Regions from separate parts of the Homo sapiens genome. Here region 1 is linked to region 2. Evidence: read pairs that join two places in POLR2A ChIA-PET (ENCODE). Cell type or tissue: HCT116. All regions are shown on one strand. Links, peaks and the distances in the headings refer to the core of each region. The heading gives the core; the rest is flanking DNA. Region 1 holds the start of CDC45 (cell division cycle 45). Region 2 overlaps THAP7-AS1 (THAP7 antisense RNA 1).

Region 1 (15,817 bases), core at 6,268-10,267, 1.5 Mb before region 2:
GCCTGTAATCCCAGCTACTCGGGAGGCTGAGGCAGGAGGATCACTTGAACCTGGGAGGCAGAGGTTGCAGTGAGCCAAGATTGCGCCACTGCACTCCAGCCTGGGCGCTAAGAGCAAAACTCTGTCTCAAAAAATAAATAAATAAATAAATAAAAGAAAAGAAATGGGGGTCTGGAGCTCAGGAAAGATGTTTGGTGAGGGGATGAGGAACCTGCTCACAGCGCCCTCTTGTGAGCTGACCAATTCTTCCTTTAGGAAAAAAATCTAGTGAGCCCAGCCAATGGCATCAGCTGCCCTGGCACGGTACAAAGCACTTGATACTTGTACCTTCACTTAATCCTGACAGAATACTGAGAACAGTTGGGGGGTGGGTGGAGGTGGTGATCAGGAAGGGAAAGGGAACCCCCTTCACAGAGGAGGAACCTGAAGCACCCAGGGCAGTGATGAAGCTGAGGTTCAGGGGGCCCTGGCCTCGCCCTAGGTACCTGTGACCCAGGTTCTCCCAGCCCAGCGCATGCCCTCCACGGACAATTCACAACCAGATGCTGACAAAGGGCACTGGTGTCTGGATGTACTGAGGAGCCCATGCTGACTCTTGGTGTCCATATGTACATTATCTAAGTCCTTAAGTCACTCAGAAGATACTTACTGAGTTGGTCCAGGGCCGAGGGTGGCATAATTACTGTGGAAAGAACATTTAAGAAATATTAAAAAATAAAAATAAAAAGGACAGACCAAAGGCAAGATGCAGTTTCTTTATATCTAACAAAAAGCCTTAAACTGTTTTTAGGGTAGCCAGAATGTCCCAGTGATCTTTCATGAAGAATCTTACTTGATGTAATTTATTTTGGGAACTGAATGGTTATCAGCCATAAACCTAACCATAATTAGCACCCCACCCCAACAGAGCAAGTCAGGGATAAATCCCAGCACCATTTTCACAGTAACACTAGCTTCTGACTCCCACATGCAAAGTAAGTACTGTTGAAGGCTACAGCATTGCAGACTTAGGGCAGGAAAAGTTACTATTCAAATAAAAACAAGCACATACTCTTCCCTCCTTTCTCCACATCTGACCTGTCATTAGGCCCTGCTAGCATGGACACAGAGAAGCAGCGGTACTGTGTGGAGAAGCGGTTTTGGAAGACCCTGGGAATAGGGTGGTCGAACATGTTGAAAGAGAACTAGAAGGAGGAAAGAGAAACAAGTATTAAAACAAAGGTACATTTCTTCATGTCAAAAGCCAAAACATGTCAGAGTAATTAATGCTACTAAACATTGTCAGAGAACACAATGTACTGAAATCTTCAATGTAATCTTACTAAATACAAAACAGGCCATGCCAAGCCTGTCCTGAACCTTTTTCAGGGCTATGCTCCCATCTTCATCCTCAGGATCAAGGCCCAACCTCTTGCATACCTCAGAGACTTGTACTGACAGCCCCACAGACTCCTGCCTGGGCTAGTTCCTCTGCCTTGAACACTTTTCCTATTATCATTAATCTAAACAATATTTGTTAATTGAAACATCTCTTTATTGAGTGCCTACTGTCTGCCAGGCTCTGATATGAGCACAAGGGAAGCACCACTCCAGTGATGTCTGTCCACTAACAAAATAGATACCACCCCTGTCCTGGTGAAAATGACACTCAAAGCAAGAGAGATATACACTCCAAGCAACGGACACACACACATGTGTGTCTGGCAGTTCTGAAGACAAGCAGCAGGGTAAGTAGACACAGGGCTCCTGGGAATGCTATTTTAAATAGGTGGTTAGGAAGGGACTCTGCACAAAGACCTGAATGCTATGAGAGGGAGCCAGGCAAAAAAGAGGGAAAGACATTCCAGGCAGCAGGAAGAACAGGTACCCAGTGGTTGCACCCCTTCCCCTGGGTTCCAATTACCATCCTTTCCTTTCCCCAGGAAGCCTCTCTTGCTCTGCTGAGGGTCAGGTCTAGTGCCTCTCCAGCGTGCTCTCACAGCACAAAGTAGGTACACGTTACACTATGTTATGATGCTTTCTTACAGCAACAAGCAAAGCTAAAACATGATGCCATTAAAAAGATAAGATCCTAGATCTTAAACTGTAGACTAAGATGAGGCTTAGCAAACATGTATCAATTTGAAGGTTTTCTCAAAGTACAGTATTCCTCCCACCCCCCACCCCCATATCCACAGGGGATACATTCCAACATCCCCAGTGGACGCCTGAAACCACAGATAATACTGAAATCTATACATACTATGTTTTTTCTTATACATATCTACAATTTTCTTATACATATCTACAATAAAGTTTAATTTATAGGCTGGGTGCGGTGGCTCACGCCTATAATCCCAGCACTTTGGGAGGCAGAGGCAGGTGGATTACCTGAGGTCAGGAGTTTGAGACCAGCCTGGCCAACATAGTGAAACCCTCTCTCTACTAAAAATACAAAAATTAGCCGGGCGTGGTGGTACACGCCTGTAATCCCAGCTACTCAGGAGGCTGAGGCAGAAGAATCGCTTGAACCCAGGAGGTGGAAGTTGCAGTGAGCCGAGATCGTGCCACTGCACTCCAGCCTGGGCAACAGAGCAAGACTCCATCTCAAAAAAAAAAAAAAAAAAAAGTTTAATTTATAAATTAGGCACAGTAAGAGATTAACAATTAATAATAAAACAATTACAACAATATACTGTAATAAAAGTTATGTGAATGTGGTTTCTATTTTAATATTTTTGGACCATGGTTGACCTCGGGTAACTGAAACCACCTAAAATCTCACAGGAGGATATATATTCAAAAGAACTGGAGGCAGAATCAAGAAGAGATTTTTGTACACCCCGTATTCATAGCACAATTATTCATAATAGCTAAAAGGTGGAAGCAACTCAAGTGTCCAATGACAGATGAATGAATAAACAAATTGTGGTATGGTATATACATACAATGAAATATTATTCAGCTTTTAAAAGGAAAGAAATCCTGTCACATGGATGAACCTTGAGGATATCATGCCAAGTGAAGTAAGTCAGTCATAAAAGGACTTATATTTTATGAGTCCGCTTCTAGGAAGTACCTAGAGTAGGCAAATTCATGGAGACAAAGTGGAACAGAGATTGACAGGGGCTGTGAGGAGCAGAAAATGGAGAGCTATTGTTTAATGTGAGTAGAGTTTCACTTTTGCAAGATGAAAAAGTTCTGAAAATCTGTTGCTCGTGAATGTACTCAACACTATTGAACTATAGACTGAAAAACGGTTAAGATGATAAAAATTTGGTTTTTTTAACCACAACTAAAAAAAAATCTGTATTAGAGAAAATTTCTTGACTTGATTCCAAATATATATTTAGTAGAAGGAATGCCACCTACTGACAAAGCAGTTTACTAGCAACTCCAAAATTAGCAAGCTGAATTAGCCATCTCCCAAAATGCAAACATAGCATGTTCCCGCCTAAAATCTGGGATGGTTCTTTACTCCCTGGCACTCTAACACAGTAATTTCCAATCTTTTGTCTTTCTTCTTTTAAGCAGCATAACTGTTCAGCTAAATCTTGGCCAGAACCATAACACAGGAAATAGCGTTTCTGGGTGAACAAGGCCAGAACAGGGTAGGGGCTTGCTTCCCTTGAGTGCTTCTCACTAGCCAACCTATGTAAGCCATTTCTTCTCTTTGAATATAAAAGGTAAATCCGCACAAAGGGGCAACATACTTAACAACCTGCCTGCAGTTTACCCATGAACCCGACCTTCTGCCCCTTCTTTGCTGCTCCCGATCCCATCTCTCACTTTCCTTTTCAATCCCGAGACCTAGCACACTGCCTGGAACATATCAGGTATTCTTGAGTGGATGAACTCAAGAATAGAAATAAGCCAGGGTTTGACAGTGACACACTTGGGATAAAATCTAACAATCATTCCTTGTCTTTACTAAAATAAACAGGTGACAGGAAGACAATACCGTAGAGTGCTTTGCAGCCAGACAGACTTGGCTTCAACTCTCCAGTCCCTACTTCTGTGACTCGAATAAAGTACCTCTGTAAACGTTAGTTTTCTCATGTTTAAAATCATCATCATCCTTGCTTCCAAAGGGATTGTAGGGATTAAAAGAAATAAGCCGCGATGAGGGAGTACAGGTGTTAAAAGCTGTGTAACAGGAAATGTACCAGCAGGTATTAGCTTCCATCGTTATCATTACCGAACACAACACCGCTGTACAGATTCGAAGGCACGAACCCGTAGGCACGGAGCTCACGGAGCTGGGGCAAGAGCTGGGTGTCCCCCAAGAGCGGGGGATGCCCACTACGGATTCTCCCTGGGGAGCGCCCTGATTCTGTTCCCATCCCCAGCAACCTTGCAACTAACTTTGGGTTTATGGAAACCTGTTGCGCGTCCAGCACTTGGGAAACCCGTGAATGGACACAAACCTTCCTTTCTTTCGTCAAGGAGGGCAAGTCCGGCTGAGACAGAATGCGAGCCACGTTCAGGACCGGCGGACGCGACCACAGGCGGTTAGTGGTCAAGGGTCCTGCTTGTGCCCGGTGCGGCCGATGAGCCTGCAGGCCGGACTCAGGCCCGGGTGACTCGGCACCTCCGCCGCCGTCCCGCCCCGCCCTGCCCCGCCGGGCCCTACCTCAGGCCCCGGGCCAAGGCCCAGCCCCCGCCCGCTGCCCGTCAGCGCTTACCATGATGGACACCACCTGGCAGACTCCGCTCCTCTCAGGCAATGCAACGAAGAAACCCCGCCGACCGCTCTCCCAGCCGCCGCTGCCGCTGCCGCCGCGCCAAGCCGGTACGCCCCAGAGGCTCACCGGAAGTGCCGGACCCGAGACCCGGAGGGGGGGTGCCCGGGACAAAGCGTCGGCTGCAAAAGAGAAAAGGCCAGGCGAAGACGCTAGGCTCTAAAACACCCTCAGTAGAAGCATTAAAATGCCCTTTCGTGATTTATTTCCCCTTTTATAGGTATTTTTAAACGTTATTTTAAATTACGTGTTGACAGTATTCCCCTCCAGACGAATTTAGTAGGGCCCATTGTCCTTACGACTACACTACCCACAATGCACTACCCAGACTGCCTCTGCTTCAGCCATCGAGGACTCGGGCGGAACTAAGCTACAAATCCTTCTTCAAACCACACCAAAAACCTATTGCAAACGTAAATGCTGCCCCATTGGGTATGTGACTGAGTTTAATGTATGGTTAGAAGTATACTTTCCCTGAGGGTTCCCAGTGGGAGGCAGTAGGCTTCTCTTCCCAAAGTAAAGATGTCCGCCCAGCGTCGCTTTTCTGGGTAAAAGCGAGTCAGAGTTGAAGGGGGCAACAGTGTTTGCGTTCGGCCTCAGAGGTGACGCTTCTTTGGGGGCGGGCTGGAGTTTTCTGGCCGTGAATGGCAGAGCGCTAATGGCCGCCTCCAATGTGGCCCAATCAGAAAGAAAGGAAGGCTGGGAACTAAGAAGCTATTGGTTGGTGATCCCTGGACCAATCGGAGGAGCCGTGATTTGGCGGGAGTCTTGACCGCCGCCGGGCTCTTGGTACCTCAGCGCGAGCGCCAGGCGTCCGGCCGCCGTGGCTATGTTCGTGTCCGATTTCCGCAAAGAGTTCTACGAGGTGGTCCAGAGCCAGGTGACGCCCAGTCCGGGACCCCCGCCGAGGCCTTGCCGGTGGGGAAGGGATGAGGGGGAGCGACCGTGGGTGACCGGGAGGCAGGGGAGGGCCGGGGTTCGGGTCGCCGTGTTCAGCCGGTCTGCTCTTCCCCGATAGAGGGTCCTTCTCTTCGTGGCCTCGGACGTGGATGCTCTGTGTGCGTGCAAGATCCTTCAGGTGAGTTCTGCGGACCCTAGGAGGGCGGGGCCGGCGCGCGAGGTGAGGGTGCTGCGTGGGGGCGCAGGGCGGGCAGAGTGTCAGGATGGGTGCTGAGGGCTTAGGGTGGGAGAGGGAGCAGGGCAGGAGGTGAACAGCAAGTGAGAGGAGAGAGACTCGGAGGAGAGGTTGCCTCCCTGTCCCAACGGTGTGGGGTGGGATAAAGGATTAAGTAAAAGGTAAAGAGACTAGTTTGTATTTTTGCAATAAGCTATTAATATTAATAGGTGAACACAGCAGTTGCATTTGGGGGAAACTTTGGATCTGTCGTGGCCTCTCAAATGGGGGATTTGAGAGAGAGGAATCTGTGACAACTGTGGGTATAGTCGTGTCACAGGTGTTGCTGGGAATATGGGAGCCCCTAGTCTATTAGGGAAGATCGTTAGTTTGGTTTTGAATAGGGCATAGTATTTACGTTGTTTTGGTCAGGCCCTTGGATCAGGAACTTTTCAGAAGGCCTGGAAGTTAAATCGGCATTTCTCCCCGATGTTTTACTTTGGTAATTTGCAAAATTCACAGAATGGTATGGTAAACGCTCATATCCCTAGCACCTAGCTTTTCCCGTAAGCATTTCACTAGCTTTAATGTTATCCCGTGTCTTTTGTCTCTCAACCCGTCTAATCTTCCTCAGTTTCTTTTCAAGGTAAATTGCTAATGTCCTAAATAAGATAGGCTTTGAAAACACTCTCTCTCCAGGCCTTGTTCCAGTGTGACCACGTGCAATATACGCTGGTTCCAGTTTCTGGGTGGCAAGAACTTGAAACTGCATTTCTTGAGCATAAAGAACAGGTATTGAAGATGCGTTTTAGAATAACGTGGCTTTTTACTCAATTGTAATTTCTTGACACAGCATTCTATTTCCACGATAGATTAAGCGTGTATTTAAGTATCAGCTACATTAGGCAATATGGAAGAGAAAAACATGCTGTATTTACTGGTGACTTACCACGCCCAAGTTGTAGAAGCAAAATTGACAGCAAAAAAAGATAATGAATGTGGATAGCCCCAACTTTGAACTTGTTTTAACTTGTTTTGCAGAAATTTGATTGTAAGGTGCTTGGAATCTAGCAGTTTTTAATATGGTCTAGTTAAAATTATTTTATTTTATTTTGGTTTATTTTTTTATTTTTTATTTTTTTTGAAACGGAGTCTCGCTGTGTCGCCCAGGCTGGAGTGCAGTGGCACGATCTCGGCTCACTGCAAGCTGTGTCTCCTGGGTTCATGCCATTCTTCTGCCTCAGCCTCCTGAGTAGCTGGGACTACAGGCACCCGCCACCACACCTGGCTAATGTTTTTGTATTTTTAGTAGAGACGGAGTTTCACCATGTTAGTCAGGATGGTCTTGATCTCCTGACTTTGTGATCTGCCCACCTCCGAAAGTGCTGGGATTACAGGTATGAGCCACCACGCCCAGCCTTTATTTATTTATTTTTGAGACGGAACCTCGCTTTGTCACTCAGGCTGGAGTGTCATGGTGCAATCTTGGCTCACTGCAACCTCCGCCTTCTGGGTTCAAGCGATTCTCCTGCCTCAGCCTCCTAACTAGCTGGGATTACAAGTGCCCACCACCACGCCTGGCTAATTTTTGTATTTCTAGTAGAGACGGGGTTTCGCCACATTGGCCAGGCTGGTCTCGAACTCCTGACCTCAAGTGATCCGCCTGCCTCAGCCTCCCAAAGTGCTGGAATTAGTTAAAATTATTTTAGAATACACTACTATTTTATGTTATTTCTCTGAGAAAATGCATCCTGGTTTCCAACTTAAAATCCAGGAATAAATTTAAACAATAGATGCCAGGATTCCTCCCACCTCTGCATGGGGCCAAATGAGAGATGGGACATTGTACACCCCACAGAGAGGGGATGGGACATGGAAGAGGGTCCCTGGAGTCCCTAGCCATATCTAGGATTGTTTTGGCAGAGACAAATCCTCTCCTGATGTTCCTGTTATTATGTCAAGGACCCGCACCAGCTTGGTATTTATAAGGAAAGAAAGTGCTATAGTGATAGAGTGTGATAAAGGACTTAATATTTAAGTACCCATAAAGTATTTGCTAAAAACTTAAACCTGTACGATGCCATTAGCCTGGAGAGGCACGCAGCATAGTACTGTGAGGTCTGGAGAGACCCAATCACGTGCTCGAAGTCTTGGTCTGCTCCTCATTAGTTTCTTGAGCCTGTCCACGAGACTTGGGCTTGCTGAGTCTCAGCGTGCTCCTGGGGAAAACTGGGAGCCCCAGGGCCCACCCTGCTGTGTCACCATGCTAAAGCACTTAGCATGCCAGCCTGGCCATTTTTTGGAGTCCCTTGCCACGTGGGCCTCGCCACATGTCAGGGACTGAGTGAGTTTAAGCAGAACAACTCAGAGGCTTAGTGATGAAGGAAAAGGGGCCTCCTCGATATAGCTACTTTACAATATCTTCCTTTTTTTCAGTTTCATTATTTTATTCTCATAAACTGTGGAGCTAATGTAGACCTATTGGATATTCTTCAACCTGATGAAGACACTATATTCTTTGTGTGTGACACCCATAGGCCAGTCAATGTCGTCAATGTATACAACGATACCCAGGTACTTTTTGTGCTATGCCCTCAAACTGTCTGTACTTTTTATGCCATGTACAATGTCTCACCTGGTGTTCTTGGTAAGGTGTGTGTCTGACTACCCTGTGGGACTGGGAACAGCCTGAACACAAGAACTTGGTCTTTGTCATCTTTTTTTTTTTTTTTTAAGGAGAGTCTGGAGTACACTGGCACAATCATGGCTCACTGCAGCCTCAAACTCCTGGGTTCAACTGACCCTTCCTGCCTCAGCCTCCTTAGTAGGTGGGACTACAGGCACATGCCACCACGCCCAGCAAATATTTGTTTTTATTTTTGTTGAAATGGAGTCTTGGCTGGGCGCGGTGGCTCACGCCTGTAATCCCAGCACTTTGGGAGGCCGAGGCAGGCGGATTACGAGGTCAGAAGATTGAGACCATCCTGGCTAACATGGTGAAACCCCGTCTCTACTAAAAATACAAAAAATTAGCCAGGCATAGTGTTGGACGCTTGTAGTCCCAGCTACTCAGGAGGCTGAGGCAGGAGAATGGCATGAACCCAGGAGGCAGAGCTTGCAGTGAGCCGAGATCGTGCCACTGCACTCCAGCTTGGGCGACAGAGCGAGACTCCGTCTCCAAAAAAAAAAGAAAAGAAAAATCAGCCTGGAGTTGCTTTCAGACAGGAGTTTTAGTCACCACTTAGGGGTTACACATCTTCATGTCCTATATCAGACAGAGGCCAAGTTGTGGGGCGTTCATTTTATTGGTGTATGACGTAAGAGGATGCTGTGTTTCCAGACTTAAGTAGACTAGATGGTTCTCAAAGAACTGTTTTCAGATTTTCATAATTTCTGCATACCACGTATGGTGTAACTCTGGTGCCTCACTGGTAATGAAAACAAGAAAATTCCTTAGAAGCCTGGAACTCTTGTTAAATAGGTAGCTATTTGTATGAACAGGAAACTGAGTCAGCTTATTAGGAAATGATAAGATTCTGCAGAAGAACATATTGTATAGTTTTCCGTAGAAAGAGGAGAGGCTTAATTCCTTTTTGTTTTGAACTTAGATCAAATTACTCATTAAACAAGATGATGACCTTGAAGTTCCCGCCTATGAAGACATCTTCAGGGATGAAGAGGAGGATGAAGAGCATTCAGGAAATGACAGTGATGGGTCAGAGCCTTCTGAGAAGCGCACACGGTTAGAAGAGGTGAGTTTGGGTCTCTCACAGCTATCCCAGAGGAACTTGCACTCCCAGAGGTCGGAGGTCATCCTGAAGCCTGCCAGGCCAAGGTGTACTGAGGGCAGTGGGAAGTGGAAAAGTTAGCAGGCATGGATGCTGACCCTGGGCTCTGCTGTCCCCTGGTTATGTGGCCTCAGGCAGGTTACTGGACTTCCCTAAATAGTGGCTTATCTGTCCAATAGGATCCTGTCAGAAGAAATGAAATTTAGGACAGCTCAGCTCTGCGGCTAGATAGCAAAAAAATAATGTAGAGAAGCAATAAATAGTGTAACCCCCACCCCTTCCTTTTCTACTGTCTTCTAGCATCACTTACTATGCAGTCACTGCAGAGGAGCAATGTGGGTCTGCATCCCTTGGCCAGGCCCAGTCCCAGACAATTACTGCAGGGGAGGTATCTTGTATGTGAAGATACCAGTGGTTTTCACCATGTGGACCTTGGGTCTGAGCTGCTTAGTGATCTGGGGCTGGGCCCAGTGGCCTACCCAACACTACGGCTTCTGCAAGATGTAAAATGACAGGCAGAAGGTGGTTGTTCCCATAGCACGGAGGGCCACGTGATGCTTTTGAAGATGGCCTCTGGCTCCTGATCTTGGTGTGTGACCTAGAATTTGCCCCCGTAATGTTCTAGGGTCTTCCCTTCATCCTCAGCCTGACATTTCCCGGTAATGTGCTTTTGGGAAGCCTTTTTGAGCCATATTTGAGATGTTCAAGACATTCTTCATTTGGGGAAGGGGCAATGCCCTTCAAACTGAGGCATGCTTCTCTCTTCTTTCTCACCTTTGTCACCCCTTTCACTAGGTTTGGGTGTCTCATAGGGAACCTCTTGGACCCACTGTTATATTTTCTTACCTCTTGCCCAGCTCTTTGTTCTATTTTTTGGAAGACTTTTTGTTTTTTGTTTTTTTTTTGTTTTTTCCCCAGACGGGGTCTCTCTCTGTTTCCCAGGCTGGCCTCAAACTTCGGGCTCACTCGATCTTCCCACTTCAGCCTCCCAAGTAGCTGAGACTAAGCACATGCCACTACACTCAGCTTGGTCTTTATCTTCTAATCTTTGGTTTGTGAGGGGTCCTTTTTGTTCTCTGAATTTTTTTTTATATAGCATTCTTTTAACTATCGATGAGCTGCATTTCATTGGTTCCCAAATGTCAGTATCCAATGGGATTTCCCGGGAAACATTCATGTTCTACAGATAAGTCTTGGAATTTTCCACTCTGACTAATAAACAAATATTTTTTAAGCACTTACTATGTGCCAGGTACCAGTTAGGCCCTGGGGTGCGGGTATGAGAGCAAAGTCCTGCCTTTGCAAAGCTTTCCATTGGGGGAGACAGATACTGATCATGTAAATGAGCACAATTAGGGAAAGCTTTCAGGTATCAAACATGAGTTAGCAGGGGATGGAGCCAAGAGGATTCCTGGGCAGAGCATCCATAGACACTGCAGCTCTGAGGTGGGAAGGAAAGTTTCAAGGAAGGCTTGGCCAGCAGTGCCAAAGGAACAGGCAAATGAGAACAGACCAGTGGGTTTGGCAATAAAGAGAAGGTAGGTTGTCTTGATGAGATACAGGAAAATAATCAGCGTTTCCTTTTACATACTTAACACATCAATTTGGAATTTGTGTTTGTAAATGTTTAACATAATATTCATGGATTATAATAGGCATAATTTCCCACCAACTTTTTATTTTGAAATTTTTTGAAATGTATACAGTGGTTGAAAGGATAGTACAGTGAATATCCATGTACCTTCAATCTAGAGTCAACAGTGGATCATGACTGTAGGTGGTCTCAGCTACTTGGGAGGCCAAGGCAGGAGGATTGATGAAGCCCAGGAATTTGAGAACAGCCTGGGCAACATGAAGAGAACCTGTCTCAAAAAAAACAAAAACAGTTTTTCACATTTGCCACATTTGCTTTCTTTCTGTGTATTCTTTTTTCTGTATTATTTGAGAATAGATTGCAGAAACTGATATTCTTTTTTATTTTTTATTTTGTTTTTTCTTGAGATGGAGTCTCACTCTGTCACTGAGGCTGGGGTGCAGTGGCACGATCTCGGCTCCCTTCAACCTCTGTCTTCTGGGTTCAAGCGATTCGCCTGCCTCAGCCTCCCAAGTAGCTAGGATTACAGGCATGCACTGCCACAGCCAGCCAGAAACCATGATATTCTACACATTCTTTCATAAGCAGCTCCTAAGAATAAGGACATTCTTCCCCATAAACACAATGCCATTGTCATACATAAGAAATTAATAATATCCTAATATCATGTAATATTCAGCCCATATTCAGGTCTCTTTAATTGTCCTCAAAATATATTTTGCAGCTATTTTTATTTCTGAACTATTCTCCAATCAAGATTAAGACATTTAGCTATTCCTCTTTACTGTCTTAACCTAGAACCATACCTTACCTCTTTTTTTTCTTTTGTTTTTAATGACATTGAAGGCCAGTTCTCTTTTCTAATATTTACTACTACTTGTTTCTTCATGGAGTACTTTAACTTGCTTCTCTATCCCTGCATTTTCTATGATCTGTAAATTAGGTCTAGAGCGTTGATTTTAATAACATTAAGCATTCTTGAGAAGAATACTTTTTATATAATTAAAACCTGTGCATGATTTATAACTAAGTATGTGTATATTAGAGGTATATATATATTTTTTTGAGACGGAGTCTCGCTCTGTCGCCCAGGCTGGAGTGCAGTGGTACGATCTCGGCTCACTGCAAGCTCCTGGGTTCATGCCATTCTCCTGCCTCAGACTCCCAAGTAGCTGGGACTACAGGTGCCTGCCACCACGCCCAGCTAATTTTTTATATTTTTAGTAGAGACGGGGTTTCACCGTGTTAGCCAGGATGGTCTCGATCTCCTGACCTCATGATCCTCCCACCTTGGCCTCCCAAAGTGCTGGGATTACAGGCGTGAGCCACCGTGCCCGGCTGCTTTTTAGAGGTATATTCTTAGAAATATTTTTACCAGCCTGGTGTGGTGGCTCAAGCCTGTAATCCCAACACTTTGGGAGGCCAAGGCGGGTGAATCACCTGAGGTCAGGAGTTTGAGACCAGCCTGACCAACATGGAGAAACCCTGTCTCTACTAAATACAAAAATTAGCCAGGAGCAATGGCAGATGCCGGTAATCCCAGCTACTCGAGAGGCTGAGGCAGGAGAATTGCTTGAACCTGGGAGGCGGAGGTTGTAGTGGGCCAAGATCACGCCACTGCACTCCAGCCTGGGCGACAGAGCAATACTCTTGTCTCAAAAAAAAAAAAAAAAAAAGAAATATTTATACCAGACTGGACAACATAGCAAGACACTGTCTCTACAGAAAAATAAAATAAAAATTAGCCAGGCATGGTAGCATGGTCACATAGGCCCGGCTACTTGGGAGGCTAGAGTGGGAGGATGCCTTGAGACCAGGAGGTTGGTTGAGGCTGCAGTGATCCATGATCACATCACTGCACTCCAGCCTGGGCAACAGAGCAGGACCTCATCTCTTAAAAAGAAAAGAATGAAATATTTTTATTAATAAGGGTGCACATTCAAAGAGGTTTAGAGACAATAGGTTATAAATAATTGTTTTAAGGAGTTCTGCTATAGGCCGGGCGTGGTGGCTCACGCCTGTAATCCCAGCACTTTGGGAGGCCGAGGTGGGTGGATCACGAGGTCAGGAGATTGAGACCATCCTGCTAACACGGTGAAACCCCATCTCTACTAAAAATACAAAAAATTTCCCGGGCATGGTGGCAGGAGCCTGTAGTCCCAGCTACTCAGAAGGCTGAGGCAGGAGGATGGTGTGAATCCAGGAAGCAGAGCCTGCAGTGAGCTGAGATCCACCACTGCACTCCAGCCTGGGCAACAGAGCAAGACTCCGTCTCAAAAAAAAAAAAAAAAAAAAAAGAGTTCTGCTGTAAAGAAAAGAGGAGACATGGGGTCGAGAATCATTTTTACTTGTCTTTTAAAGGTTGGATGTTAGAGCTGGACCCCAGCAAAGATGAGAGTCCGCTATAAAAATAACCATAATTATACTTAATCTACAGGTGCTATAATATCGTGGCTCAGGTCACGGGTTTCAAATTTTGTATCTGCTATAACAGCTTTGTGACTGTAGGCAAGTGACTTAACCTCTGTGTGCCATTGTAAAATAAGGAGAATAACTAGACTTAATTGTTTTGGTTCCTACTGATGTTTAACAAATTACTCCAGAACCTAGCAGCTTAAAACAACCTTTTCCTTATGCTCATGGATTCTGTAGGTTAGGAATTTGGGCAGAGCCCAGTGAGGATGACATCTTTTTGATCTGTGATATCTGGGCCCTCAGGTGGGGACTCAATGGCTAAGAACTGGAAGCATGGCTCAGACATCTGCTGGGAGGGCTCCAAACCAGGACTACTGAGCCAAGCACCTGCAGGGTCTCTCCATTGAATGTGACTTCCTTACAACATGACTGCTCAGGCTTCCAGCATGAATATTCCAGTCACCCGGGCAGCCACTGCATGGCTCTCCCGACCAGCCTTGGAGTACCTCAGCATCCAGTAGCCACAAGGGAGGGGACAGGACCCCACCATGCATTGTGGCAGGGTCAAAGAAATCTCAGGCTGTGGGAATTTTGTTACTTTATTGAGGCATAATGTCTACACAATTCACTAGGTGGTACAATTCAATGAGATTTAACAAATGTATAAAGATGCAACCACCATCCCACCATGATAGAGAACAATTCCATTACCCGCAAAAAGTTTCCTCACCAGGACCATGGCTTTTTTTTAATTAAAGTTTTTCTTTTGAGATAATTACAGATTCACATGTAGTTGTAAGAAGTAATATAGAGAGATCACTTATATACTTTGCCCAGCTTCCCCCAATGGTAAAATCCTGTAGTATAATATCACGGTCAGGATGGGAGGCTAAGGCAGGCGGATCACTTGAGCCCAGGAGTTGGAGACCAGCCTGGGCAACATGGCAAAACCCTGTCTCTACAAAAACTACAAAAATTAGCCAGGTGTGGTGGTGCACACCTATGGTCCCAGCTACTTGGGAGGCTGAGGTGGGAGAATCACCTGAGCCCAGTAAGTCGAGGCTGCAGTGAGCTGTGAGCACACAACTGCATTCCAGCCTGGGCAACTGAGACTATCTCTAAAGAAAAGAAAGTCTCCTTTCTAAATTTATAAATCATGTGATTTTTCAGTTGGCACTCTAAAGGTTAGAAATCACTGTGAAAGTTCTGCCAGAAACTGAATATGTCTATTCCATTTATGCATTCAGAAACTGCCAAAATAACCCATGGGTATTGCTTTAAAAAAAAAAAAAAAGATACAGAACATTTCCAGCACTGTAAGGATCCCTCTGTTGCCCTTTTATAGCCACACCCACTTGTCTGCTGCCTGGTAACCACTAGAGAGCTCCATTTCTGTAATTTCATTTCAACAATATTATGGAAATGGAAATGGAATTATACAGTATGTAGCCTTTTGGGATTGGCTTTTTTTCGCTCTGCATAATTCTTGGAGATTCATCCATGTTTGCTTGTATCAATGGCTCATTCCTTTCTCGTCCATCAGCATTGTGCAGTTTTCAGTGTATAAATTTTCTGTTTTTGTTAGATTTATACCTGCATAAAAACAAACAATATTTATTATTTCTGCGTGCTAGCCATAAATACGTGGACACCAAAATTTAAAATACAGTATCATTTGCAGTCAGTCAAAAAAATGCATAGTCTGCTGTTGTTGGGTAGAGTTTTTTAGAAATGTCACTTACATACTGAGAGTTGGTGGTGGTGTTGAGTTCTGTTTGCTTGCTGCTTTTCTGGCTAGTAATACTTTCAACTCTTCAGAAAGGGACATTGAAGACCCCAACTCTGATTATAGATTTGTTTGTTTCTCCTTCCAGTTCTATCACTTTTTACTTCACGTATTTATAGCTCTCTTGTGCGCACACATTTAGGATTGTGGTGTCCTTTTGGTGGATTGACCCTTTTATTCACTTAGTGTCCCACTCTGTCTCTGGTAATTTGCTTTGCTCTGAAGTGTGATTTATCTGATATTAATATTGCCACTCCTGCTCTCCTTTGATTAATGTTTGCACGATATATCTTTTCACATTCTTTAGTTTCATTCTGCCTATATTGTTACATTTGTAGTGAATTTTTTAAAACAGCATACAGTTGGCTCATATTTTTAAATCATGTTTTTTAAAGCCAT
Region 2 (14,185 bases), core at 327-4,326:
GCCACCACGCCCGGCTAATTTGCAATACGGAAATTTTAATAGGTAATTAGCTCTCCTAGCGTTATGGTGGGGAATACAGAGGGATGGTTGCCTGCCGCACCCTCCCCTCACTATTCTTCGCCTTCTTCAGCCTCAGCTTCCACGGAATCCATGCCCACATCTTCATAATCCTCCAGAGCTGCCAGATCCTCGCGGGCCTCGGAGAATTCCCCCACTGCCATGCCCTCCCCCACGTACCAGTGCACTAAGGCGCACTTGGCCGAACTTATGGTCCAGGCAGGCCCAGGCCTCCGTGATGGCCGTGGTGTTGCTCAGCATGCACACCGCCCGCTGCACTTTGGCCAGGTCTCCCACAGGGACCACCGTGGGGGGCTGGTAGTTAATGCCCACCTGTCAGAGATGGGCAGCATAGAATGAAGTTTATATTGGCCTCAGAAATGGGAGCTCATTAAAAATCAGAGCTGTGGACCAGTTCCAACACTGTGTTTTAAGAATTGCTTCTATATTTTTTGGCATTATCTGTTATCTATCGACAATTAATATCCTTTGACGACTTTTTTTTTTCTTTTCTTCTCCTTCTTCCTCCTTCTCCTCCTTCTTTGTTGTTGTTGTTGAGACAGGGTCTAGCTCTGTTGCCCAGGCTGGAGTGCAGTGGTGCAATCTCGGCTCACTGCAACCTTTGTCTCCCAGGTTCAAGCAATTCTCCTACCTCAGCGTCCTGAGTAGCTGGGATTATGGGCATGTAAGATGGAGCCCGGAAGACGGAGATTTCAGTGAGCTGAGATTTCGCCACTGCACTCCAGCCTGGGCTACAGAGCGAGACTCTGTCTCAGAAAAAAAAAAAAATTATTACCCATATTACCCATACAGTAAAACACATGAAAAAGAATGAGAACCCTGTCTTGGGATATAAATACATCCAAGGTATATTGTATACTTTGTAAAAAGAAAAGTGAGTTGAAGTCTATGTATTTATGTGTAAAAAAATCCATGTAATAACATACACAGGCTAGAACCTTGGGCAGCTAGGGTAGCATCATGCCGGAGGAGGACAAACGCCTGCTGAGGTGGTGACCCTGCCTTGCCCTGCCAAGCACGTAGCAGTTAGCACCAACTAGATACAGACACACTCCACAGGAGTTGGAAGGGGCAGAGAGAAGGGTTCGTACCCTGATCAGGGAGTGTCCTCCCACAACTCTAAGGCCAAGCCTATCAGCCCTTCCAAGTGGGAGTGCTGCCAGCTTTCTGTTTACTGTGACCACCTGTGTGCAGCAATTGGGTCTGTCACCTACAGGAAAGGGACATACATATCTGCTGGCCACTGTCAACATCACCTGTATAACAAGAGATTAATATGCCTTGAATATGTACAGAATGTTTTTCAAAGGACAGAAGCAGCTCTGGGGAAGAAGAGGACTTCAGCTTTTCAGTCTTCTGCATTCTTTCAGTATTTTGCCACATATCAGGTTTTGTTTTGTTTTTGAGACAGGGTCTCACTCTGTCACCCAGCCTTGAGTGCAGTGGTGTGATCTTGGCTCACTGCAACCTCTGCCTCCTGGGTTCAAGCGATTTTCCCACTTTAAGTGATCCGCCTGCATCAGCCTCCCAAAGTATTGGGATTACAGGTGTGAGCCACCGCGCCCGGCCCATATCAAGTTTTTTTTTTTTTTTTTTTTTTTTTTTTTTTTTTTTTTTTTTTTTTGAGATGGAGTCTTGCTCTGTCATTCAGGCTGGAGTGCAGTGGCACAATCTCGGCTCACTGCAACCTCCACCTCCTGGGTTCAAGCAATTCTCCTGCCTCAGCCTCCAGAGTAGCTGGAATTACAGGCAACCGCCACCATGCCTGACTAATTTTTGTATTTTTAGTAGAGATAGGGTTTCACCATGTTGGCCAGGCTGGTCTTGAACTCCTGACCTCCGGTGATCCGCCTACCTTGGCCTCCCAGAATGCTGGGATTATAGGCGTGAGCCACTGACCGCACCCAGCTTTTTTTTTTTTTTTTTTTTTGAGATGGGTTTTGCTCTGTCGCCCAGGTTAGAGTGAAGTACAATGGTGCCATCTTGGCTCACTGCAGCCTCAACCTCCCGGGCTTAAGCAGTCCTCCTGTCTCAGCCTCCTGAGTAGCTAGCACTACAGGAAATGTGCCACCATGCCCAGCTAATTTTTTATTTTTTGTAGAGACAGGTTTTGCCACGTTGCCCAGGCTGGTCTCAAAGTCCTGGGCTCAAGCCATCCACCCAATGGATTACAGGTGTGAGACACTGTGCCTGGCCAACATAAGTACTTTTATAATAAAAAACCCAAATGTTCGTATTTTTTTTTCTAAGGGTCTTGTTCTGTCACCCAGGCTGGAGTGCAGTGGCGCAGTCATGGCTCACTGCAACATCTGCCTCCCAGTCTCAGGTGATCCTCCTACCTCAGCCTCCCAAGTAACTGGAACTATAGGTGTGTGCCATCACACCCGGCTAATTTTTTGTATTTTGTGTAGAGATGGGGTTTCACCATGTTCCCCCAATGGATCCTGAACTCCTGGACTCAAGCTTTTTTTTTTTTTTTTGGTGAGAGAGGGTCTCACTTGGTCACCCAGCCTGGAGTGCAGTGGTGCAATCTTGGCTCACTGCAACCTCCACCTCCTAGGCTCAAGTGATCCTCCCACCTCAGCCTTCCAAGTAGCTATAAGTGCGTGGCATCATGCCCGGCTAATTTTTTGTATTTTTGGTAGAGATGAGGTTTCACCATGTTGCCTAGGCTGGTCTCGAACTCCTAAGCTCAGGTGATCCACCGACCTCAGCCTCCCAAAGTGTTGGGATTACAGGCATGAGCCACTCGGTCCAGCCCCCAAATGTTTTTAAGCATGGAAAAGACTCTTCGAAAATAGCATATCCGAAGCTGGGTGCAGTGACTCACGCCTGTGATTCCAGCACTTCGGGAGGCCAAGGCGGTTGGATCACTTGAGTTCAGGAGCTCGAGACCAGCTTAGCCAACATGGTGAAACCCTGTGTCTACCAAAAATACAAAAATTAGCCAGGCTTGGTGGCGCATGCCTGTAATTCCAGCTGCTTGAGAGGCTGAGACAGGAGAATTGCTTGAACCTGGGAGGCGGAGGTTGCAGTGTGTTCCATTGTACTCCAGCCTGGGTGACAGGGCGAGACTCCATCTCAAACAAACAAACAAAAAAAAAGCAAATGGTTGTTAAAGAATGTATGGTTGGCTGGGTGCGGTGGCTCACACCTGTAATCCCAGCATTTTGGGAGGCCAAGGCGGATGGATCAACTGAGGTCAGGAGTTCAAGACCAGCCTGCCCAACACGGTGAAACCTCATCTCTACTAAAAATACAAAAAATTGGTCAGGCGTGGTGGCTCATGCCTGTAATCCCAGCACTTTGGGAGGCCGAGGCGGGCGGATCACTAGGTCAGGAGATCAAGACCATCCTGGCTAACACGGTGAAACCCCGGCTCTACTAAAAAATAAAAAAAAAAAAAAAAAAAACGTTAGCCAGGCGCGATGGCGGGCACCTGTAGTCCCAGCTACTCGGGAGGCTGAAGCAGGAGAATGGCATGAACCCCGGAGGCGGAGCTTGCAGTGAGCTGAGATTGTGCCACTGCACTCCAGCCTGGGCGACAGAGCAAGACTCTGTCTCAAAAAAAAAAAAAAAAAATAGCCAGGCATGGTGGCGGGCGCCTGTAATCCCAGCTACTCAGGAGGCTGAGTCAGGAGAATTGCTTGAACCGGGGAGGCAGAGGCTGCAGTGAGCCGAGATCACATCACTGCACTCCAGCCTGAGTGACAAGAGTGAAACTCCGTCTCAAAACAAACAAACAAACAAGAATGTATGGTAAATCACACTAAGACTGACAAAAAGGAACTTAAGAGCAAAGAGAATTAATTCAACAAGGTCCATCTAAGGCTGGACTATCTTCTGGGGGGAGGAGAGGCTGTGACTTTATCTCCCCACAGACTAGCCTCCCTACTGTCTCACAATACTTAGTTACAATAGGAAACCTCTGCACAGCATAGCATCTCCCACAGTGCCTGCCAGCTAAGGATGTCTTCACCTTCCAAATGTAACACTAATTGAAAGAAAAATTCCTCTACTCAAGTTGAGAGGCTTAATAATTAGACACAGAATGGAGGGTTTCACCTCCTACCTGTAACATCTTACATCTAAGGTCTGTAATCCTCCTATGTAACATGTAATGAACATTCCAGGTTGGTGTAACTGTTGTAGATTTTACCCTTCTTTTTCCTCTTTTTTTTTTTTTTTTTTTTTTTTGAGACAGTCACGCTCTGTTGCCCAGGTTGGAGTACAGTGGTGATCTTGGCTCACTGCAATCTCTGCCTCCCTGTCTCAAGCGATCCTCCCACCTCCACCTCCCCATTAGCTATGACTGCAGGCATGCACAACCATACCTGGATAATTTTTATATCTTTTGTAGAGACAGGGTCGCACTATGTTGCCCAGGCTGGTCTTGAACTCCTGGGTTCAAGCAATCTTCTCACCTGGGCTTCTCAAAGTGCTGGGATTACAGGCATGTGTCACTGAGCCTGGCCGATTTTACCCTGTTCTATGAATCACTTTAAATCTGTCAACTTAAAGATGGTTTGCATCAACGTGAGATGAAAAAGAGAGATGATCTGTGTCAAGGTGTTGTAAAGTGGCTGAGAGAGGGCCAGACAGATTCAAGAAGTTGTGTGCGTTCAGAGGCAAGTTATGGCCATTCCACATGGGAAAAAGAAGACACATACCTGTGACTTTCTCATATCATTTCAATCTGGAATGATCCTGGAACTTGCAACTCCTCAAACACCTTCAGAACTCATTGAGACTTATAAATGTGGGATCTATAGCTTTGCCTAATGTGGGAAACCACTGTAGACAGGGGCTCTTAACTAACCATAGGGCACAAAGTTGACCAACACAGGTGTGGTGAGGCATTTAGCCTAGTCATCACAACAGATCTTCGAGCCTGACATTCTGTTATTTGGCTTCCAAATACATGGTACTTTTCTTTTGGTAGACAACTGACTGTAAGCATAGCTAAAGGAGCACCAAATCATCAGTCTGATTGTGTGTGAGGCAGAGGTCTCTGCTTGGTTTGGAGAAAGGGCAAAGACCTGCCTTTGGTCTTCACAGTAAACACTGCACAATATATTTAAAAATCTTTACAGAAATATTAGTGTTGCCCAAAATTCAGTGACAACAGGTGACCAAGATGATGTAAAGTGTAAAAACCACTATTTATAACACAAAAAATGATAACATAGAACCTGACAAATTACTAAAGTGAGCAGTGGAGTAATGTGGAGGACAGACCAGGACCTGCAGTCAGATAATCTCTGATTTCTCTCTGCATCACTTGCTGCCTGTGAGGCTCCAGACACCTAAAGCTATCTCAGCCTTTGTTTTCTTTTCTTTTTTCTTTTTCTTTCTTTTTTTTTTTTTTGAGATGTAGTCTCGCTCTGTTGCCCAGGCTGGAGTGCAGTGGTGCAATCTCGACTCACTGCAAGCTCTGCCTCCCGGGTTCACGCCATCCTCCTGCCTCAGCCTCCCGAATAGCTGGGACCACAGGTGTCTGCCACCACACCCGGCTAATTTTTTGTATTTTTTAGTAGAGCCGGGGTTTCACCGTGTTAGCCAGGATGGTCTCAATCTCCTGACCTCGTGATCTGCCTGCCTTGGCCTCCCAAAGTGCTGGGATTACAGGCATGAGCCACCGTGCCCAGCCTCAGCCTCTGTTTTCTAAAGTGTAAGATACTGGTAATATTGCCCCATGAACTTTAAAGGGTAGTGGTTAAGGTATGAGGGAACATAAAGTATTTGGTAAAGTATAAGGCGGTAGGAAATAAATTACTAAAATTATTATCCTTGCAACCTAGCTGACGTGAAAAGGGGTTGTCTCCATAAAGGATGCGGGCCTTCAGGGGCAGCATTATTCTGCAGGTCTCCTGCTTCCTGATGGCACAAGGACTCCACATCACCCAGTCCTACCTTAAATCCAATCGGACACCAGTCCACAAACTGGTTGGTGTGCTTGCTCTTGATGGTGGCGACAGCCGCACTGACATCTTTCAGGACCACATCCCCTCTGTACAACATGCAGCAGGCCATGTACTTGCCATGGTGAGGGTCACACTTGACCATCTGATTGGCTGGCTCGAAGCGGGCACTGGCGATCTTGGCCACGGACAGCTGCTCATGGTAGGCCTTCTTGGCTGAGATGACCAGGGCGTAGGTGGCCAGGGGGAGGTGGATGTGGGGGTATGGCACCAAGTTGGTTTGGAATTCTGTCAAGTACACATTCAGGGCCCCATCGAATCACAGGGAGGCCGTGATGGAGGACACGATCTGCCCAGACGACTGAGGTTGGTGTACATGGGACACTCGATGTCCAGGTTGTGCTGACATGTCATAGGTGGCTTTGCTGTCGACTATGAAGGCACAGTCAGAATGTTCCAGGGTCGTGTAGGTGGTCAGGATGGAGTTGTAGGGCTCCGTCATGGCCATGGAGACCTGGGGGGCTGGGCAAATGGCAAACTCCAGCTTGGACTTCTTCCCGTAGTCCACCGAGAGCCGCTTCATGAGCAGAGACACGAACCCAGAGCCAGTGCCGCCCCCAAAGCTGTGGAAGATGAGGAAGCCCTGCAGTCCCATGCACAGATCTGCCTGAGAGAAACCAGACAACGTAAGCCAATGCCCGTGGGAGCCACACCACCAACCTCCACCAAGCCGGGGCCACTTCTCTTTGCCTCTGAGAGTTGATACGGATTCAGACCATCCATAATGAACACGCATCACACTTTGAAGCAGAGAAAAGCAGACAATACAGATCTATGCACAAATCACCACGCACACTTCACAGTAAGACGTTGCAGAGGTCTAGGAAGGCTGGTTTGAAGAAATACACAGAAGAAAAACGGATGGACTAACCAGAGCGCTCAGCCAGCCTGCTGGACTGGCACCCGTGGCTACAGACACTCTTGTTTAGCACCATGGAGAGCTCCCTGCACAGAAGCAAGGACTCAGGGCATTGCCCCCTCTCTACCTGAGAACTAGACTCAGCGCCCAGCACTGGATTTGATAATACAGGTACTCAAATACATGTGCTTTCCTCTTTACTCAGACACTTCTAGGGCTGGCAGGGTCAGACAGTAATCCCCCACTTTGTGGGGAGGCCCTGTTTTTGCTGAACAGCTCAAGGGCAGGAAGATTCTTTCTTCCACACACCCCTGCAACTGCCAATACTTGTTCTGTGTGACCCTTGCAGCCATCCTATGCGGTAGGTGCTACCATTGCCATGGATCAAGTGGGGACGCACAGATCCAAGCTCCTTCACCTCTCAAGGGAGTTGGGCCCTCCCACAGATCTCTTGGAGGAAAAAAATGGCCTTGCTGGGCCTGTCGATTTCCAGTCCCCACCCACCTCCCTCATGTACATGTGTCTGTTTGTGAAACCTTCATAGCACCTTAGCTTCCAGGCCCTCCATCCCGGCTGCCTCTCTGGCACTTGCCCTTTTACTGTGCGGGTCCAAAGAGACACCTATGTTCAGTTTGTCAAAGTCTGAAATAAGCCTGTCTTTTAATTTCACTGACTCCCAGTAGTAATTTTTTTAGAAGACAAACTGCTTCTCTGGCAGTTACACTCCAGGGCCAATTCTCAAAGGCCAAGTCTGGTGCCACCCCACTCCCTCTAAGCTGCTTGAGCCAGATGAGAGCTTCTGAAATGCTGCAGAAAAGAGCTCTCCTGGGGCATCCATTAAAATGCAGATTCACTGGCATTCCCCTAAGAGTTTGGTTCAGCAGGTCCAGGGTCAACATCTGCATGCCTCACCCAGGGTCACAGGTGATTGTTACTATTATTGGACCATTTGAGGAGAGGCAGGTAGAAGTGCAAATTCCTGGCAAAGCAAACACTCAGGGGCATGAGAGTGATGAGACCAAGGAATCCCAACCATGTCTTCTACCTCACCTGGAACAAAATCTATACCCTTTTTGCCACGGCCTACAGCCCTGCAGCCCTCTGCCCTCTCCACCCCACAGCCTGGCCACGCTTCCCTGGCTCCCTAGCCTAGGCACACTGCTGTCTGCCAGTCTGGGAAACAGGCCCGCATGCTCACTGTTCCTCTGCTTGAAATGCTCTCCCTCTGATCTTGCCATGGCTGACTCCTTCCCACCCTGCACATTTCAGCTTAAATGTCACCTCACAGAGGCCTCCCCAGCCACCTCTTTAAAGCAGGGGGTCCCCATTCTTCTCTAGAAGCATAAACTATTTGTTTCTTTTGCAGTGCCAATAATTACTCAGAATGATATTGTTAACATTGTCCCTTGAGGTCAGGAACTTGGTTTTGTTCAAGGTGGATCCCTGGTGGCTAAGTCAGTGCCCAGCACATACAGCAGCGCGCAATGAGATATTTGTGGAAGGAATGAAGAGTTCCGTGTGGCTGGAGTGGAAGAGGAGTGGGGCAAGGTGGGGTGTGGGGAGCAGGAACCAGAGCACATGCTCCCTGGCGATGTGCAGCGCGGTCCTGCCAACCCCCACCCATCCCTGCCCCAGGAAGCTGAGCTTTCATGGCCATGGTGCCCTGCGCAGGCATTACCTGCTTGGTCATTCAGCTGGTTGTAGCTCAGGTCCAGGGACTTCAGGTCTGTGTGGGCCAGCAGGAGTTCGGCAAGGTGCTGGGCCGCCTGCTCCTCCAGGCCATTCCCTGACAGCTGCATCTTCCGCATGGCCTGGTTCACTGTGAGGGCGGCACAGAGGGCCTGGGCTCCTGCCACTCCCAGCTGGTTCTCCAACAGGTCCACATCTGGGGGACGGAGCCACTCCTCAGCCAGTGGGATGCAAAGCCAGGTACCACCCCCCTCCCCCCTCTTCTGCCATCCCCCAAACCTCCAGGTCTGAGGCAGAGGAAAAGGACTTACAGGTTAACTGTCCTGGGGTTGCATGGTGGCTCTGGCTCCCAATGGCTGGGTCCCCTCTGCCCCTGACCTCCCCCTCCCTGTGTGCCCACCAGCTTCTGTGTCAAGCGGTTAAAACTGCCTACCTCCTGGTACTGTAGAGACTGCTGTGGTGGGGGGCAGCCACCCCATCAATGATTATGTCTGGCAGTGATATCACCACCCACTTCAGAAGCCCTCACTGCCCCATTGCCAGGATTGGCAATAATAGCCCAGGTGACTGTGCATGGAGCACTTACATGGGTCACACACTCTGCTGATCACTTCAGGAGTGCATTTCACTTCATGCTCACCACAGCCCCAAGCCTATGAGGTCTTGTGGGGGCCATTTCACAGATTGGAAACTGAGCTGCTTTCATAGGTCACCCCGTTTTCTCAGTGGCAGAGACAGCATTTGGATTCAGCTTCAATGAACTCCCACCTTGCCCACCCCTTTCTTGAACTTCCCCGCCCCCAACTCTCTGTGTTGCAGGACTTTCCACTCTGCATTCAGGCACTGGGGAGTCTCCCATGTGCAGGGCAGGGCAGGAGAATGGGTGCCAGCCAACAAGGAAGGAGAGTGGTGGGGTAGGGTGGATGAGGAAGGGACTTGTATCCAGCATCAGCTGCACAGCAGAGGGTCTAACTCCACCCCACATACCCCCTCCTGTGATGAGGCCCCTCCTCTATCCACCAGCAACACCAGCAGGACCCAGGTGACATGGCCCAGCTTTCAGGGGTGGAGGCACATCCCTGAGGAAAGGGAGGACTCACGCCTGCCCACCTGCCCCAGACCCAGCACCTACCGCAGATGCTGCTGCTTTTGCTCAGGGCACCTGCCAGGGCCTCTGTACCTGCCCCATAGAGCCCACTGTCCCAAAAGTTCAGCCACTTGACATATGGATTGGAGCTCAATGAGGAAGCCAGAGACCGGCGCCCTGGGACAGACAGAGCAAACACACTGGCCACTATCCTGGCTCATGCTCCAGGGCTCAGCCCGCTCCACGTCCCCCACCTGGAAAGTACCCCCCTTTCCACCTGCTTAAGGGACACATGCTTCTCCTTTTAGGCCCCACCTAGGTGTCCCCCACCCCCACCTCTCCCAGAGCCCCCAGCGGGTTAGAAGCCTGAAGGCTCCCCAACCCTTCATGCCATCTGTCATAGCATCAATCCCATCTGTCTCTCAGATGTCGAGGGTAGGGCATGCCTGGCACAGGCAGAAGCTGGGGAGTACAGGGGACAGACTCAGGGGCACTCCCATGGCTGTTGTCTCCCGGGGCCTCTCCCTGTAAGCCTGGACCCAGTGTCCTTCCAGTGGTACCTGGGGCCCCAGGCCACCGTGCAGCAGGTTCAGCTCTGGGGCACTCCCTTGGCACAGAAAGCAGAAGATGGGCACAATGCTATGGATCCAGCAAGACCTCAGGTACAGGGTGTCCCCGACCAGTTCTCCAAGTCCATGGGTGCCTGGTAGGAGACAGGGGGATGAATGTGAACCCCTGCATGGCTATAGCCACCTGCCTCCTCCCCTGCCCTGCATCACTACCTGGCCTATTTTTTGCCTCTAGAAGCACTGCTTCCTATGCTCCTTAGGACCACTGCCCGCATATGACAGATAAGAACATCGAGGCTAAGGCAACGCAAATCTTTTCCTTAAAGTCATACAGCTGTCAAAAGAAAGCTGGACAACCTGGGCAACATAGCGAGATAAAAAATTATTTAAATTAGCCAGATGTGGTAGCCCCCTGTAGTCTCAGCGACTCAGGAGGCTGAGGCAGGAGGCTCACCAGAGTGCAGAGTTCAAGGATGCAGTGAGCTATGATCCTGCCACTGCACTGAAAGCTGGGTGACAGAGCAAGACCCTGGCTCTAATAAATGAATACATAAAGTCTCACAGCTAGTGGTAGCTAATCCTGCCAGAGTCAGGCCTCTACCTGTCTGATGACAAATGGCACACTATGTCTTTTAACCTGATTGCAGACCACAAATGTTTTGTGAATATTTTCCCCAGGGAAAAAACCGGAAGTAGTTCTAAATTCTATACATCCATTATATTAGTTTTACCTGTGGATTGGGAAAACCCAGCTCTGATTGCATTTCAGGGCGGGACAGCCTTTGGTGCACTGTCTGGCGGGATTTTCCATTTTAACCTCCTTCTAGAAGCGCCTTCTCATGGTAAAGTTCCTGATGCCGCCAGGAGCGCCGAGGAGAGGGCAGGGGGCTGGAGACGCCCCGCAGAGGGCTACGTGCCCTGCTGGACAGAGGTCTCCTGCCTCCTCGGCGGCGCCAGCCCACCTCCCACAACCCCTGCGGGAGAAGCCCCCAAGGGGAGGAGACGGGCCTGGCCCCTGCCCCGAGCACCTTCCGTCTCTAGGTCGGAGTCTGAATCGGCCTTGGGACCCTGCTTGGCTTCGGGGACCCCTGCAAGACGTCCACAGGCCGCCGTCGCCTCTTCCTCCTGCTTTTTATCCTCCCCAGACCTCTGGCAGGAACCGCTCATCGTTACGCCCCTTTCGCAGCCTCAGACCCTGAGGCGGAGACCGCTTGGCGCCTCACTTAGAGCGCGACCCGGGGATGTGGGCGGAGTCTGCGGCTGCGCTGACCAATCGAGTGTGGCGTCCATCGACTGGCGTCTGCCACGGCAATTAGCGACGCGCTCCCCCGCGGCGGTCGCCCCGGCAACCCAGTGCTGTAGGTTGCCGTAGAAACCGTGGCTCTCCTGCGCTGAGGCTCCTCGCCTGAGAGGATAAACTGCACGCGCCACGGGCTATGCACTGGGCTGGGCGCCTTGTGGGCATCCTCCCTGCCTTCCTAGGGGGTTCCAGCATCGCCCCCCTTTCGTGGACTGGGAAACACGCCTGACTCCAGGACTTGTGTTGTCCTCACTGCACTGGGGAAGGTGGCGGGGGCAGCTTTTCAGGAGGGCCTGGGGAACTTCGCAGAGCCAGGTCACCCTCTCACTCTGTGCCTCTTAGTTATCTTGCATGCTCTGGTCTTTGCATACGCTGCTCCCTGCACCAGGAACCTCCATCCCCATCTTTGTCTGCTTGTCGAACTTCAGAAATCTGCAAGGGTCAGCTTAGAGGTCACTTCTTCCGGAAGCTTTCCTCAACACCCTCCCCGCCCTGCTGCTGCTGCCCTCAGGCCCTCCTCTCACAGCACTGATAACAGCTGTCCGTCTCCACCCTCCCACCACCTCCACTCCCACCCCAGGAAGTGAGGCCAGAGGGCAGGGACAGAGCTGCTGCTGTTCTCTGTGTGCCAGGGCCCAGCAAAGGGAATGTAGGGAGGGTGGGAGGTGCAGGGCAGCTGGGATTAGGGGTTGAGGGCTGGGTGTTGGAGGCTGGATCTGGATCCTGCTTTAGTGGAAGTGTCCCTTTAACAGCAACTGGCCTGGCCTGGCTCGGGCCCTGCTTTGCCTCCTGTTCAGCTGCGGCTGCAGCTGCCATGCTGACTCATGTGCCCGCAGCTAGCAGGAGCTGGCAGCATGGGCTCCCCAGGGGCTACGACAGGCTGGGGGCTTCTGGATTATAAGACGGAGAAGTATGTGATGACCAGGAACTGGCGGGTGGGCGCCCTGCAGAGGCTGCTGCAGTTTGGGATCGTGGTCTATGTGGTAGGGTAAGAGAGAAGAGCTTTTGGCCAGGCTGGAGGGGCAAGGGAAGAGGTGGGGGGTGGGGCTTGGTCCTGCTGGGTTGAAGTTGAGGGTTGGGCTGTTTAGGGGCTGGAGTGGAAGGGGGCAGATTGGGACGGGGTTGGGGAGAGCTAGGCGATACAAGACAGGAGAGCAAGAACAAGCTGTGTGTTTGTCCTGTGTGTCCACTTGCCTCCTTCCCAGGCCCCCACCCAGGCCCCACCCAGGGGGCACATGACATAGTCCTTAACATCTGTGAGAGCTGGAGCACTAGGCCCCCAGAGAGACCACCAGCTGTATCTCGGGTCAGGAGAGTCTGTAAGGGGGAAGCTGGATCTAGTCAGGCTGGGGGTGGGTGCTGGCTAGTGAAGGTGATTGTCTGAGGGCATTGGCTCTCTGATGCATGGCTGGAGCTTCTGTCTCATTCAGGGGGTCTGGAGTGGGAAGTGGGGCCAGAGAGGAGGTGGGGCCTTCGATGTTGGGCCGGGAGCCTGTAGGGTGTGGGGGGAGAACTGAGCATGTAGGGCTCAGCTCCGCCCCTGTCACTACACGCTGGGGACACACCACACTGCCCGACTTCTCCTCCCCAGGTGGGCTCTCCTCGCCAAAAAAGGCTACCAGGAGCGGGACCTGGAACCCCAGTTTTCCATCATCACCAAACTCAAAGGGGTTTCCGTCACTCAGATCAAGGAGCTTGGAAACCGGCTGTGGGATGTGGCCGACTTCGTGAAGCCACCTCAGGTGGGGGCCCTGATGTTGCTGACGGGGGCGCAAGTCCTTTCCCCACTGACAGCCTGAACACCCGCCATGCAGCCAGTGTGTGCGAGAGAGAAGCATGTGATGCCAGAGACGGCTGCGGGTTCTCAGGAAGGGCTTCACAGAGGAGTGGCACCTGGACAGGACTTTCAGGGATGTGTAGGAGGTTTTGGGGTGGAAAAAGGGGCCACTCAAGAAGCCAGGCCAGGGTTGGACGTGCTGGCTCACGCCTGTAATCCCAGCACTTTGGGAGGCCAAGGCAGGTGGATCACGAGATTGAGAGTATCCTGGCTAACACGGTGAAACCCCATCTCTATTAAAAATACAAAAAATTAGCCGGGCATGGTGGTGGGCGCCTGTAGTCGCAGCTACTCGGGAGGCTGGGGCAGGAGAATGGCATGAACCCGGGAGGTGGAGCTTGCAGTGAGCCGAGATTGCACCACTGCACTCCAGCCTGGGTGGCAAAGCGAGACTCTGTCTCAAAAAAAAAAAAAAAAAAGCCAGGCCAGAGAAACTGCATTTCCAAAGACTGCCAACAGAAAAGAAGGGAGTGTCCAGGACTAATGGCTTGAGCTTGAGAGTGGTGTGAGGTGCTGGGGCATGGAACTTCCCTGTAGCCCTGCTCCCTGACCTGGGGCACTACGGTCAGGTGCTGCTCCTCCCCTCTTCTCGGCTGCGTTTTCCTCCTCCCTCCACCCAGCTCATCCCCAGCCTCAACTGCCACTTCTGCTCCTCTGATGCCCAGGGTGTATTCCCAGTGATCACCTGCCCAGAGCACAGCTGTCTTCTAGGTGCACACCCACATGTCCAAAGATCAATTATTTTCCTCTCCTGGCATGGCCTCTGTGACGCCCACTAGTCATGG

What was found. Peaks named below come from ENCODE experiments on the same cell type or tissue, not always from the same donor. Only the 100,000 strongest peaks of a DNase experiment are listed, where the experiment ranks them.
Region 1: POLR2A ChIA-PET joins it to region 2 with 7 read pairs; 1 of 35 experiments calls an interaction of 5 or more read pairs at or near these places.

Annotation. Positions count from the first base shown.
Region 1 is chr22:19,474,419-19,490,235 of GRCh38, forward strand. CDC45 (cell division cycle 45) reads left to right here and starts at 5,502. Exons shown (of 19, transcript NM_003504.5): 1 at 5,502-5,601; 2 at 5,740-5,799; 3 at 6,535-6,627; 4 at 8,272-8,409; 5 at 9,444-9,587. The coding sequence starts at 5,551. UFD1 (ubiquitin recognition factor in ER associated degradation 1) reads right to left here and starts at 4,775. Exons shown (of 12, transcript NM_005659.7): 1 at 4,665-4,775; 2 at 1,052-1,184; 3 at 650-682. The coding sequence starts at 4,667. RefSeq lists silencers at 4,542-4,611, 5,402-5,451 and an enhancer at 5,012-5,311. In HCT116, for the core only: no CTCF peak of the experiment used is centred there; no DNase peak of the experiment used is centred there; H3K4me3 peaks cover 577 bases.
Region 2 is chr22:21,002,788-21,016,972 of GRCh38, forward strand. It overlaps THAP7-AS1 (THAP7 antisense RNA 1), which reads left to right. Exons shown (of 2, transcript NR_027051.1): 1 at 1-42; 2 at 5,880-7,587. P2RX6 (purinergic receptor P2X 6) reads left to right here and starts at 12,378. Exons shown (of 12, transcript NM_005446.5): 1 at 12,378-12,551; 2 at 13,155-13,305. The coding sequence starts at 12,388. It also overlaps the pseudogene TUBA3FP. RefSeq lists silencers at 1-326, 6,657-6,802 and enhancers at 7,545-8,360, 11,258-11,407. In HCT116, for the core only: no CTCF peak of the experiment used is centred there; no DNase peak of the experiment used is centred there; H3K4me3 peaks cover 575 bases; H3K27ac peaks cover 972 bases.